Linked DNA regions of Homo sapiens: regions 1, 3 and 4 are each linked to region 2. A link is a contact called in ENCODE Hi-C or POLR2A ChIA-PET data. All regions are on one chromosome and are shown on one strand. Each heading gives the region's core, a stretch centred on a gene start or an enhancer-like site at or near the end of the contact. The rest is flanking DNA. Distances are from core to core; before and after follow the strand shown. Region 1 overlaps ANP32A (acidic nuclear phosphoprotein 32 family member A). Region 2 holds the start of RPLP1 (ribosomal protein lateral stalk subunit P1). Region 3 has its middle 44 kb from the start of TLE3. Region 4 has its middle 190 kb from the start of LINC02205.

Region 1 (2,700 bases), core at 83-2,582, 660 kb before region 2:
ATCTTTACTGTTGCGTACAGTCAAGGCACAAGAATGGAAACGAAGGGCAGGTTAGCAGATTTGAGTCAACTAAGCTGTCTGTACGGCTTCCTTATAGTAAATACGAGGCCTCTTAACCTGTTGGGGAACCAGGAATGGTGTGCTTAAAACCGACCCCTTTGGATTTTTACATCCACACCTTGTTTTGTTTTTCACACTAACCCTGACCACCCTTGATTTTCTTTTCCTTCACGGAGCAAGAATTCAATACATATTTGTAGCTTTGGTTTCAACCTTGTCAGTCCCTGACTAATTTGGTTTTCAGGTTCCAGTCTTTGCACACAAGAGAAGACTCATATCAAATTGACCCTGTGTTTTTTGGTGCTCGTGGGTTTTAAATAGGTCAGCTTTTAAATGGGCCATCCCCTGTTGCAGATCCCATTTCAGCTAGAAGGCCAAACTGTCTGAGACACCAAGGTTTTAGACTGGGGTGATAGATGCTTGTGATTTTGTTGTTTTAACCATAAAATCGATGGTTTTGCTGAACAGCCAGTGTGGCAAAACCTGCAGAAATCAGTCAGGTTCCATGTTGGGGAAAAGTGAAAGCTCTGACAGAAAAGTTAGACATTTTGAAAGCTAGAAGGGCCTTAGGGATCTCCTAGGCCAGTGGCTTTCTACATTTTACACCGTGGCTCAGTACACACGTTTTTGTGTGTGTATAGGCATACACAACTGAAAACAAAACTTAACACTTGCAATTACTTTCTTATGTTACTTAGAACAAAATATGTGTAACGTGACCTACAGTCTGCAAAACTCTGGTGTAGGTCAGTTCTCTTTTTTCAGAGGAAGAAGCAAGGTCCAAAGTTGGGGCCAGAGTCACTGTGAGCTGGGCGATTCGTTTCCCTGCAGCACACACCACCACCAGGCATCAGAACTCACATCCCCAGTGGAAGACCATGGAATTAACAGATCACTCGTGTAGCTTTCAAGTTTCTGCTAACAGGAGGCTATTCTGCAGCCTCAACAGTAGTAGACCCAGATCTCCACACCTCTAGAAGATCTTTTAAAACCTTAACTAGGGGCAGAGTCCCCTATTACTTTAAAACAAACAAAAAATCTCCCCAAGAAAAAAGCATCCACGTCTCTGATTTTTTTTGTTGTTTGTTTCCTACAATAGAGCTCTGAAGGCAGGCGGGGAGCACATGGCCCGGGGAAGTCGGTGACGCCATCCTTATTATTTTAGGGAGCCAAGGAACACAAGCTGAGGCGCGCTGCAGCGGTAATTAAGCTGTCTGCCAGGGCCCCGGCTCATAGGCTAAGCCGCCGGCGCGGGGAGGGCCCGCATTAACATAAACCCTGTGACTTGCTCCTGCACCGCCTGGAACCGGCTTCCTCTGTCTCCTCCCGCGGGTGTGAGAGGGACTTGGGTTTCTGCTTCACCAAAGCAGAGGAGCTGGTTCCACCGCAGATGTTCCTCCAGCCAGAAACACAGACTCAGGGCAGTACTCCGCAGGCTGGGGTGGCTGCAGGACCTGAGTTTTGGGCTTGCCAAATGGGCCTGTTTAGCTGGTGAATCCTAGCTGGGCCCCTCCCTGATATTGTTCCTTTGCTTCCTCCCCCTTAAACCTCCTTCCTACCTTCCAGCTGGTATAGACTCCACATCAAGGACCTGTCAGTTCTACCTCCCGCAGGAAGCCTTCCCTGACTGCCCAGCCTCTAGCCCAGGCCTGTCTGGTTTAAGAGCGTGTATAGCTCTTAAAAGTGTTCACAGAGGAGCAGGAACTGTTTTGGGGTCTGAAGAAGGGAAGGAGGGGTTTTGGGTCTAGCTTTGCTGGGGGATGGGAGCTGCAGTGTGGAAAAGGGGAGATGAAGGTTTTAGAACTGGCAGGGTACACGACCCAGTGAAAATCTTACAGACTCAACTCTTTTTATTTTGAGACAGTTTCGTTCTTGTCACCTAAGCTGGCGTGCAGTGGCGTGATCTCGGCTCACTGCAACCTCTGCCACCCAGATTCAAGCGATTCTCTTGCCTCAGCTTCTCAAGTAGCTGGAATTACAGGCGCCCACCACCACGTCTGGCTGATTTTGTATTTTCAGGAGAGACAGGGTTTCACCATGTTGGTCAGGCTGGTCTTCAACTCCTGACCTCATGTGATCCACCTGCCTCCGCCTCCCAAAGTGCTGGGATTACAGGCGCCCACCATCACACCTGGCTAATTTTGTATGTTCAGTAGAGACGGGGTTTCACCATGTTGGCCAGGCTGGTCTTGAACTCCTGACCTCATGTGATCCACCTGTCTCCACCTCCCAAAGTGTTGGGATTACAGGCATGAGCCACCACACCCAGCCGCAGACTCGACTCTTTCTACATGGTTGTTCCCCTCCTACCTTCAGTGGATGCTGGAAGACTGAAGAGGTAGGTGCTGGAGGACTGAAGAGGTAGGCACTGGAAGCAGAGTCCCAGCAGGTGGTGTGTGAACAGTAACCAGGGAAGAGAAGGAAAAGGGGCCAAGATGCACCAAGGTGTAGTGCACAGAATGCTTGTCAGGCACTCTGATGACCTGGGCTTTGGTCCGCCTTGCCGCTAACTTGCTGTGTGACCTTCGGGAAGTCACTACCACTCTCTGGGCTTCTCCTAGTCCTCTAGTCCATACACTGGACAATAGAGCCTGAGTGCAGAAATAAGGTCCCTCTAGTTTCAAAATTCTCTCGGTACAT
Region 2 (2,700 bases), core at 189-2,688:
ATAGAGACAAGGTTTCACTATGTTGGCCAGGCTGGTCTCGAACTGCTGACCTCAGGCTATCCACCCGCCTCAGCCTCCCAAAGGGTTGGGATTGCAGGCGTGAGCCACCGCACCCGGCAGATCAGTTTTTTATGTACACTGCTGGACAAACAGTATTTTGGACTGACTCATTGTAGCTTTGGAAATGTTTGGATTTTTTAATAGCTTTAACCTTTCTTGACCAAAATTCCACTATAATGGCTGCTTAGATTTGGATGAAAACTCAACAGCTTTATTTTTTAAAAGTTTGATAGCTTTATAAATGCTTTTTTAAAAAATTCCGGATGTGAAAATATTTATGTTTGTAGTTAAGATTGACCCAAGTGGGACTCTAGATCGGTGGATTCCAACAGAAATGTTTCTTCAGAGATGATTATTAAATAATGGGATGGACTAAACAAAGAAGGTGCCCCCCCCCCACCAAAAAAAAAGATATATATACATAGAACTAACTTTCCGGTAAACTAAGCAAATTCCACGAGGAATGCAAAGATGACCATTTTTGAAGGTAGGAATTTAAATTGGGTTTAGATAACAAATAACGGGTTGTAGACAGCTTACCCATAATCCCTCCTTCCCCCAAGCACTAGGCAGTGAAGTTAGACTTCTGGATTCCACCTCCACGCTCACCGCGCGGCACTATGCAATCTTCGGTTAGTTACCAGGTCTAAGTTAGGCTTCTGGATTCCAACTCCACGCTCCACCGCGCGGAACTATGCAATCTTGAGTTAGCTACCGGGTCTAAGTTAGGCTTCTAGATTCCAAATCCACGCTCCACTGCGCGGTAACTACATAATCTTGGGCTAGTTTACCAGCTCTAAGACTTAATTTTGCCATATGCAAGATGGAGATAACATCCAACTCCTGGTGTGTGAGGATTACGTGAATCCTTGCAGAATGTGGCTCAGTGCCTGGGACATAGTAAGCGCTCTACGGCTTCTGCTAGCATAACGCTGTTAGTTTCTCTCATCCTCCTACATCTACCTATCTCAACCAAGGTCCTGCGCTAAGCAGGGGCCTCCAAGCTGGGACGCAGCCCTTACTCTCAGGGTCAGCGCCGGCTGGGAAGGCCGCGACCTAACCAGGAGATTACGAACAATGTCACCAGGGCCACAGCGGAGCTCCTGCCAAGTCAAGCAACTCATGGAACCAACGGAGGCGAAGTCCGAATACCTAGGCAACCCTAACCTAAAAGTGTTTTTAACGTTCTCAGGTCCTATAATTTACCCAAATAAAGTGGGACCGTATTTGCAGGCGCTGAGAAACTTTCTCAACAGTAAGAACCAATCAGGCGCAGTGCGCAGGCGCCTTCAGTGGGTCCTGGGTCCGCCTCTTCCGCCCGGTGCGGGCGCCGATTGGTCCGCGTGGACACATAAGAGGCTGCGTATAGGCGCGAGAGCCCCTTTCCTCAGCTGCCGCCAAGGTGCTCGGTCCTTCCGAGGAAGCTAAGGCTGCGTTGGGGTGAGGCCCTCACTTCATCCGGCGACTAGCACCGCGTCCGGCAGCGCCAGCCCTACACTCGCCCGCGCCATGGCCTCTGTCTCCGAGCTCGCCTGCATCTACTCGGCCCTCATTCTGCACGACGATGAGGTGACAGTCACGGTGAGTGCGGGCGCGGGCCGGCGGCCGGGCTGCCTGTGGGCGGTGACTTTCGGCTCTCCATGCGGTTCCCGGCTCCAGGCCGTTCGACTGAGCACTTCCGGCCGGGGCCAGGCCGCGAACACAGGCCGCATAGGGCGGGCGCTCCTCGGGGCTGGGGCCTCTCTCCGGGCAGGTCCTGGGCCCCCGGGACCACGTGCGGGCCCAGCGGGCATGGAGTGCGCTTGAGGCTGGGCGCTCCGGCTCCAAGAGCCTTCGTGTAGAAAAGCTCTTCCGCAGTGCTTGGGCACCCTGACCCGTGCCTCGTCTCTCTCAGGGACACTTACTCGGACCTCTTTCGGTGTAATTGCCTTGAATTCCCCCGGTCGTGGAGGAAGGCGCCCGAGCTCGGCTCCACCTCCCAGGTCTTGTAACTTAAAAATAGCCGCGTGACTCAGGCAAGTCCCAGCCCGTGAAACAGCAGTGATGGGCTCGCCTCATTGCAGGGCGCCTGGCACACATCTCTTTTGCTTGTGATAGAATATTTGAGCTGGTTAAACATGTTATGTACACTTATTGAGTGACGTGCAGCATTTTGGAGATATTACATACGCTACGTTTTGATGGATTGACGTTTTTATTTGTTGTAGGAGGATAAGATCAATGCCCTCATTAAAGCAGCCGGTGTAAATGTTGAGCCTTTTTGGCCTGGCTTGTTTGCAAAGGTAAGGTGATGGTGGCAAAGTGATTGTGGTAAGGCCTGCTGATTTACGAGGGCAGTTGTACATGCTAAAGTACCCCCAGCGGTGCCATAACGCCCCACATGCCGCTGGATCTCCTAGGTGTTTTTCGTTGCATGTATATCTCTAGGAGCTAATAAGATTTCAGCTTGTCAAGTCTTACGTTTCCTTATCAGACTCTGGTTTCCCTTTTGCTCTGAAACCATGGTTAAAAAAAATGTGAATCAGGTCATTTATTCCCAAAAAGGGTCACTCGGGAGATAGGTACTACGCATGTTAAGTTGCAAGCAAATTCTTTTTCTTTTTCTTTTTTTTTTCTTGAGACGGAGTCACCCAGGCTGGA
Region 3 (2,700 bases), core at 67-2,566, 690 kb after region 2:
TCTGCATGCCTTCGTCTGCTCTTCCCAGCCAGAGGTGGACTCTGTGAGAGGGAGCTCCCTCTTCCACCTCCAGTGGCTCCTGTAGGCCCAGCCCAAGAGCAGAGGGCCACTGTGTTCCCCCACTAGAGTCTGATTCTTTCGCCCACATTACCTCCAGCCTCTCTGAATACAGGCCTTGAGAGACCTGAGCATGTATGGGCTTCCGAATGCAAACAAGGAGTGAAGTATTTCAAAACCTGGTATTTCACCAGAAACGGCCCTTCAGAGGGGCCCAAAATACACAGCTCGGTGTTTGCACTTCAAAGAGTGGGAGGCCCAGTCAAGGCTCCAGGCAGCCAGGTCTTCCCTGTGTCAACAAGGGGAAGGAAAGCAGCTTGGCCCTGTCTGGGGCATCCTGAGAAAGGGGTTTTCCGACTGCAGCTGGAGAAGAAGGCAGGGCAGGGAAGGGCTGCCAATCCCCGGGGTGCTTCCTGCAGACGGCGTGGAGACCCAGGGGCTTTCTTGTGAGCTCACAGAGGAACCTTTTGGGGAATTCCCCAATGATAATGACAATAGTTCCCGGTTACTGCCTGTGATATGCTAAGCTCTTTCCATGGTTTTTCCCATTCATCCTGATGAGGCCGGCAGTACCAATCTTCCCATTTTGTAGATTTGAAAACTGAGGCTCAGAGAGGTTTGGATGACATGTAGGTTAATGGCAGAACTGGATTTCAGTGCAGGCCAGCCTGCTGCCAAGGCCTGTGCTCCTGATCAGCATGTAAAGCTCATCCCCTCTCCCTCTAAGGTCACTGAGCCCCATCAGGGTCTAGGCGCTGAAGATACTGAGAGAAACAAAGTACAACCCCTGTCTTCACTGAGCTGCCAGTTAAAAGGAGAACAGCCTCGGAGACCAGTGGCCACCATGTGAAAGTGAAAGTGCTTTGTCAGAGGCTTTCTGCACAGTCGTGGGAGTGGGAAAAGGAAGCACTTGCCTCTTCAGGGGCCCTATGGAAGAGGGGGCCAGCAAGCTAAATCTGGAGAGAAGAGATAGCATTTGCCAGGTGGGCAGAAGGGACAGCACCTGTGGCCAGCCAGACCCTGCAAGCTGTGTTTGTTGTGGTCACTGAGTGGGCCTGAGTGCCGCAAAGTGAACCACTCACTCTGAGGTCTAGGTGGGGCTGTGGAACTTGGAGGATTTTAAGGAGCAGGGAGAATGAGCTAGGCACTCTCAAAGGCTCAGGTAGATGTGGAGGGGGCATGGAGCAGACACAGATTAGCCTGTCCTGACCTCTCTTAGCACATCAGACCCCAAGAGGACCCCGGTGACAATTTCTCAAGACCTCATGACAGCAGTGTGGGTAATGATGACACAGTGGTGGTGTCTCAAATGCACCCAAAACTTATCAGTGTCACTGTTTTTGACAGATCCATCCTTAGCCCAGGCCCAAGATGCAGGCATTTTCACTCCCATGGGACCCACGAGAAGAGTGGAGTGGTTCCACATCAGGAGAATGGGACGCTTTGCGGTGTGAGCCGGGGGAGGCCCTTTTGCTTCCCTCTATGGAGCTCAATTTTTTCAGCAGAAAATGAAGTGGACAGGATGATCCCTGAATTCTGGCTTGAACAAAAGCTCCCGCGTGGCGCTGAAGGTGGAGGTGGTTCGGCTCAAGGAATCTACCCTGTGAGCATGAGGAGTTGAGACAAGCCTGGGCTAGGAGAAGGACACCAGCCCATGACCCAGGCTAAGCTCTGTCATGGGCAGGATGTATAACCACCACAAGTCATTTCACTGCTATAAAATAGAGATAATAATCCCTCTCCTGTTCACTTATGGGCTTACTGTGAACATCAAATGAAATAACAAGCACAGAAGTGTTTAAATTGTAAGGTATGGTGTCAAGTTGAATCATCTTCTGGTTCTTGAACCACAGGGACCATTTAACCCAATTTCCTCATATTCCAGAAGAGGAAACAGAAGTTCAGAGTGGCTGTGACTCGTCCAGTGTTCTCTGTGGCAGAACTGAGACCAGCTCCTAGATGCGATCTCTTCTCTTTAACCACCGCTGTGGCTGCTATGATTCAGAGACCTGACAACATTTTGTCATAGAAAAAAATTCAACCACCTCCCCGCCGCCACCCCCCACCCTGCTGACCCTTGGCATGGAGTATCTCTCTGCCTTCAAAAGAAAAGAAGAAACAAATTCCAAACCCCAAACCCCACTAACTGCAGAGCAGCTGCTTCTCAGGGAAAGCGGCCACCCGGAATGTAACGCGGCAGAAACCGGTCTCACTGCCTGCCACCAAGCAAACGTGGCCTGTTCTGATGGCTCAGTGGCCAATGTCTTCCTGTCACCAAGCTCCTCCAAATCGCGGGGGAGATTGTTTTGACATTTGATTAGCCACAGAGTGTAACTTGTGAGTGCTTGAGCAAGCCGACTCTCAAGCAATGGCATCGCTGAGTGCTTTAGCCTGTTAGAGATACCATGTATCAGGGAAAGCGATGGCGGGCAGGGCTCCAAGAGGGAAGATAAGTGGGCTGTTGGGAGAAATTAATACGAAGAAAGGAAGCGGCGAATGAAGTCAAACGAAAACAGGGTCCTGTGATATCCATGACTCATAAATTTCATTGATACCCAGAATGTGAGTTCCCTGCTCTCCCTCGAGTTAGTAAACTGCTTGTCCTCAGGGTGACCCTGCGGGAAGATTCAGGGGCAGGAAGGA
Region 4 (2,700 bases), core at 99-2,598, 870 kb after region 2:
CCAGAGAGTTGCCAGATTACCTGGAGAAACTTAAATGTTTGTTTTTTTTGTTATTTAAATTAATTTATATGAAAATTACTTCTAGAATTTTCCTTTTCACATTTCCCTATCATCTTGTCCTCAGCCTTTTCATAACGACTTGTAGTCATGCCCAGGAACCAGCTGGTTGCACTGTGCTGTGATATAACATGCCCGTGGTGCCCTGGGCAGTGCAGAGATCCAGACAGCTATAGGTGGCTACCAGCAGATCCACCACAGCTCTGGCCTTCCAGTTCAGACACTGAAGTCCCCTGTAAAAATGGAAACGTGAGTGGGAAGCACATAAAGTCATCATGGTCCATGCCTTCCTGAACCAACGAGAGAGAATTGATTTCTTGGATTGATAACAGGTATTTGGCTAGGCCCCAAAGTAGGGGTGGCCTCAGTTTGGGAAGCAACAAGAGGGAGGAGAATAGGACTGGGCCTTGGGGCTGCATGTGGTACAGACAGGAAGGGATTCAGACCTTCGCGGTGAGTTCAGTAGTTTAGAAGAGGCCACAGTTAGGGTGGCTGAGGGGTGAACTCTTGTTGTCATCAGTGAAAACACTCTGAGATCCAGGGACAACATACGAGCGTCTGTAGTGGGTATGTTCAGAAAAGGCTTAAAAACTGATTGAGGATCAAGAGCCCCTGCTTCCCACAAGATAAAATCCCCACTGCTCAGCCTGGCATACAAGATCCCTCTTGATCTATCTAGTGGCCTATATCTCTATCTTTATTTTTATCTGTAAAATAGCTTTTTTAAGCCCGTGATCTGAAGATATGGAAAGCATATGCATTAAATTTGCAGATGACTCAAAGCTGGAGGGGATGAGAGAATTAAGGTTCAAGATGATCTCGACAGTCAAGAATGCTGGGTCAAAAGCAACCAGATGAAATGTAGCATCAATAAATCTAATGTCTTGAATGTAGTTTCCAAAAATCAGTTGCACAAGAACAGGATGAGAGCAACCTGGCTGGACTGCAATTCACATAAAAAAAGATCAGGAGGTTTTAGTCTGCCTCAAGTTCAACGTGAGCCAGCTGAGTGATGTGGCGGGCTGGGGAGGGAAAAGAAACTTACAAAACACTCAAGCGAAAGCTTATGTTGCATTAACCCTTGGTGATGAGGGGAGAGAAAGAGATGATACTCTTTGTCATGGAGTGCGATACCCAGAAGGGATACTAACTTTAAGAACTGATCCTTACTGAGAACTCAACATGCACCAGGAAGTACATCAGTTCATAAAATCTTCACAACATCTCTACGAGGTTACAGGCCAGGAGAGCAGGGTGCAGAGGGTGGATTTGCTTGCTTGTCCTAGCTCACACAGCTAGTGGGTGGTGGATCCGTGCTCTTGACCACCCCACTCTGTTGCCTTTCTGTTAGACAACACCTTGTCTACTTTCTCTTCCCCATTTCACAGATGAGGAGACAGGACCGGAACTGTGAGGACAATCTGTCTATAGTTAGGCAGTGAGCTGACTGCAGACTCAGGCTCTCCTGGGACCCTCTTCAGTCCTCCTTCCCTCTGCCATGCTGGTTGGTTGCCATCCTGTTAGAGGGTTGAATACTTACGCTTAAAGATCTAAAGACTTCATTAAATTTCATGTGGCACTTACTCCACAATGTATCCCACCTTACCCTGCCTTATCACACATAGTATAATGCAGAAGATTTAGTTATTCCTCTGTCCTGCGGAGTCCCACTCAAGGACGACAATTACCATGGCTCATTGAACTCCAGTGAGATATTCACAGTACAGAGGACATTGAGACCCTCACGGTACGACCCTCTACTATGTGTCTCCGTTTATGTTTCTAGGTGTTTTTAAAAATGGTTTTCCAGTTAAACTGCTCATGGCCACCTCTCAGTCTTTGACTTCTTTCTAATTTGTCATAATTAACTAGGCTTTCAAATTAAACAGAACATTAATTGTGTATCTGCTATGTGCCAGGCACATTGCCAGGTCTTCCAAATATATTATCTCAGTTAAAATTATAACAACCTCGTGAGGTGGGTTACTGTTATCCTGATATCACAAAGAGAAAATTGACTGAATAGGGTGACCAACATGTGCTAATTTGCCCAGAATGGAGTGATCTCCTAGGACATGGGATTTGCGGTTTTAAAACCAGGACAGACCAGGGCAATTTGGGATTGGTTAGTCACCTTAGACACTAACTTTCCTGAGGTCACACAGCTAGAAAGTGGCTGAGCCAGGATTTAAAATCAGTTCTCCTGATACTAAATAAAATCTTGGCAGAAATGAATGTAAAGGAAGAGTAAATAATAGACTCCGGGTGACTTTCTGGCCTCTGCTCAGCGTCCTTAAAGACTTGTTTTGCTTACTTCCTTATTTTCAGTTCTATGTCAGAAAACCAGGTTCCTCCATATGTGAAACAAAGAGGAGAGTATCTACTTCCTGGGGCAGTTCTGAGCCCTGAGTGTTTAGAAAGAACTTGGCTAGCATTGCAGGGGTTCAAGAAGACTTCATTCCTTCCCTCTTCTCTGGCTTACATGGCCTGGATAGCTAAGCTGAGTTTTAGAGATGAGGAATTAATGGCACAGGGCTCAGATCTTAGAAAGCAATTCAACTGTAGTGCTGTGATGAATTTGGGGGTATCGTATGTTAAGACAGACATTGACCAACTAGGATGTGTTGGACATGGCAAGGAAAG

What was found. Hi-C counts contacts between places; a loop is a spot of excess contacts on that map. ChIA-PET counts read pairs that join two places held with the same protein, here RNA polymerase II (POLR2A). Pooled maps may share reads with other maps.
Region 1: a loop to region 2 is called in a map of natural killer cell, with 10 times the contacts of the local background. The contact joins the enhancer-like site here to the promoter of RPLP1 in region 2. A Hi-C loop is called at or near these places in 1 of 168 maps with a recorded cell type or tissue (natural killer cell), 1 of 37 single-sample maps with no recorded cell type and 3 of 50 pooled maps. POLR2A ChIA-PET finds 5 or more read pairs at or near these places in 3 of 52 experiments (OCI-LY7, WTC11 and activated naive CD4-positive, alpha-beta T cell).
Region 3: a pooled map shows a loop between it and region 2 (3-fold over the local background). The contact joins the enhancer-like site here to the promoter of RPLP1 in region 2. A Hi-C loop is called at or near these places in 5 of 50 pooled maps. POLR2A ChIA-PET finds 5 or more read pairs at or near these places in 4 of 52 experiments (A549, AG04450, H1 and 1 more).
Region 4: a loop to region 2 is called in a pooled map, with 3 times the contacts of the local background. The contact joins the enhancer-like site here to the promoter of RPLP1 in region 2. A Hi-C loop is called at or near these places in 1 of 168 maps with a recorded cell type or tissue (natural killer cell), 2 of 37 single-sample maps with no recorded cell type and 8 of 50 pooled maps.

The regions. Positions count from the first base shown.
Region 1 is chr15:68,794,184-68,796,883 of GRCh38, forward strand. The region is part of intron 1 of ANP32A (acidic nuclear phosphoprotein 32 family member A); the gene reads right to left. Among named protein-coding and RNA genes, the nearest start is that of MIR4312, 6.4 kb to the right of the region's middle. RefSeq lists enhancers at 402-611, 962-1,211, 1,037-1,609. Within about 2 kb of position 1,333, at least 30 of the 41 ENCODE cell types and tissues checked have a DNase peak (open chromatin) inside an H3K27ac peak, as active enhancers do; they include natural killer cell, where a contact is called at or near this core.
Region 2 is chr15:69,451,380-69,454,079 of GRCh38, forward strand. RPLP1 (ribosomal protein lateral stalk subunit P1) reads left to right here and starts at 1,439. Exons shown (of 4, transcript NM_001003.3): 1 at 1,439-1,641; 2 at 2,268-2,342. The coding sequence starts at 1,570. RefSeq lists enhancers at 1,145-1,194, 1,475-1,724, 1,875-1,984 and a silencer at 1,745-1,794.
Region 3 is chr15:70,140,380-70,143,079 of GRCh38, forward strand. No RefSeq gene overlaps it. Among named protein-coding and RNA genes, the nearest start is that of TLE3, 44 kb to the left of the region's middle. RefSeq lists enhancers at 423-926, 694-793. Within about 2 kb of position 1,317, at least 14 of the 41 ENCODE cell types and tissues checked have a DNase peak (open chromatin) inside an H3K27ac peak, as active enhancers do.
Region 4 is chr15:70,318,268-70,320,967 of GRCh38, forward strand. No RefSeq gene overlaps it. Among named protein-coding and RNA genes, the nearest start is that of LINC02205, 190 kb to the right of the region's middle. Within about 2 kb of position 1,349, at least 10 of the 41 ENCODE cell types and tissues checked have a DNase peak (open chromatin) inside an H3K27ac peak, as active enhancers do.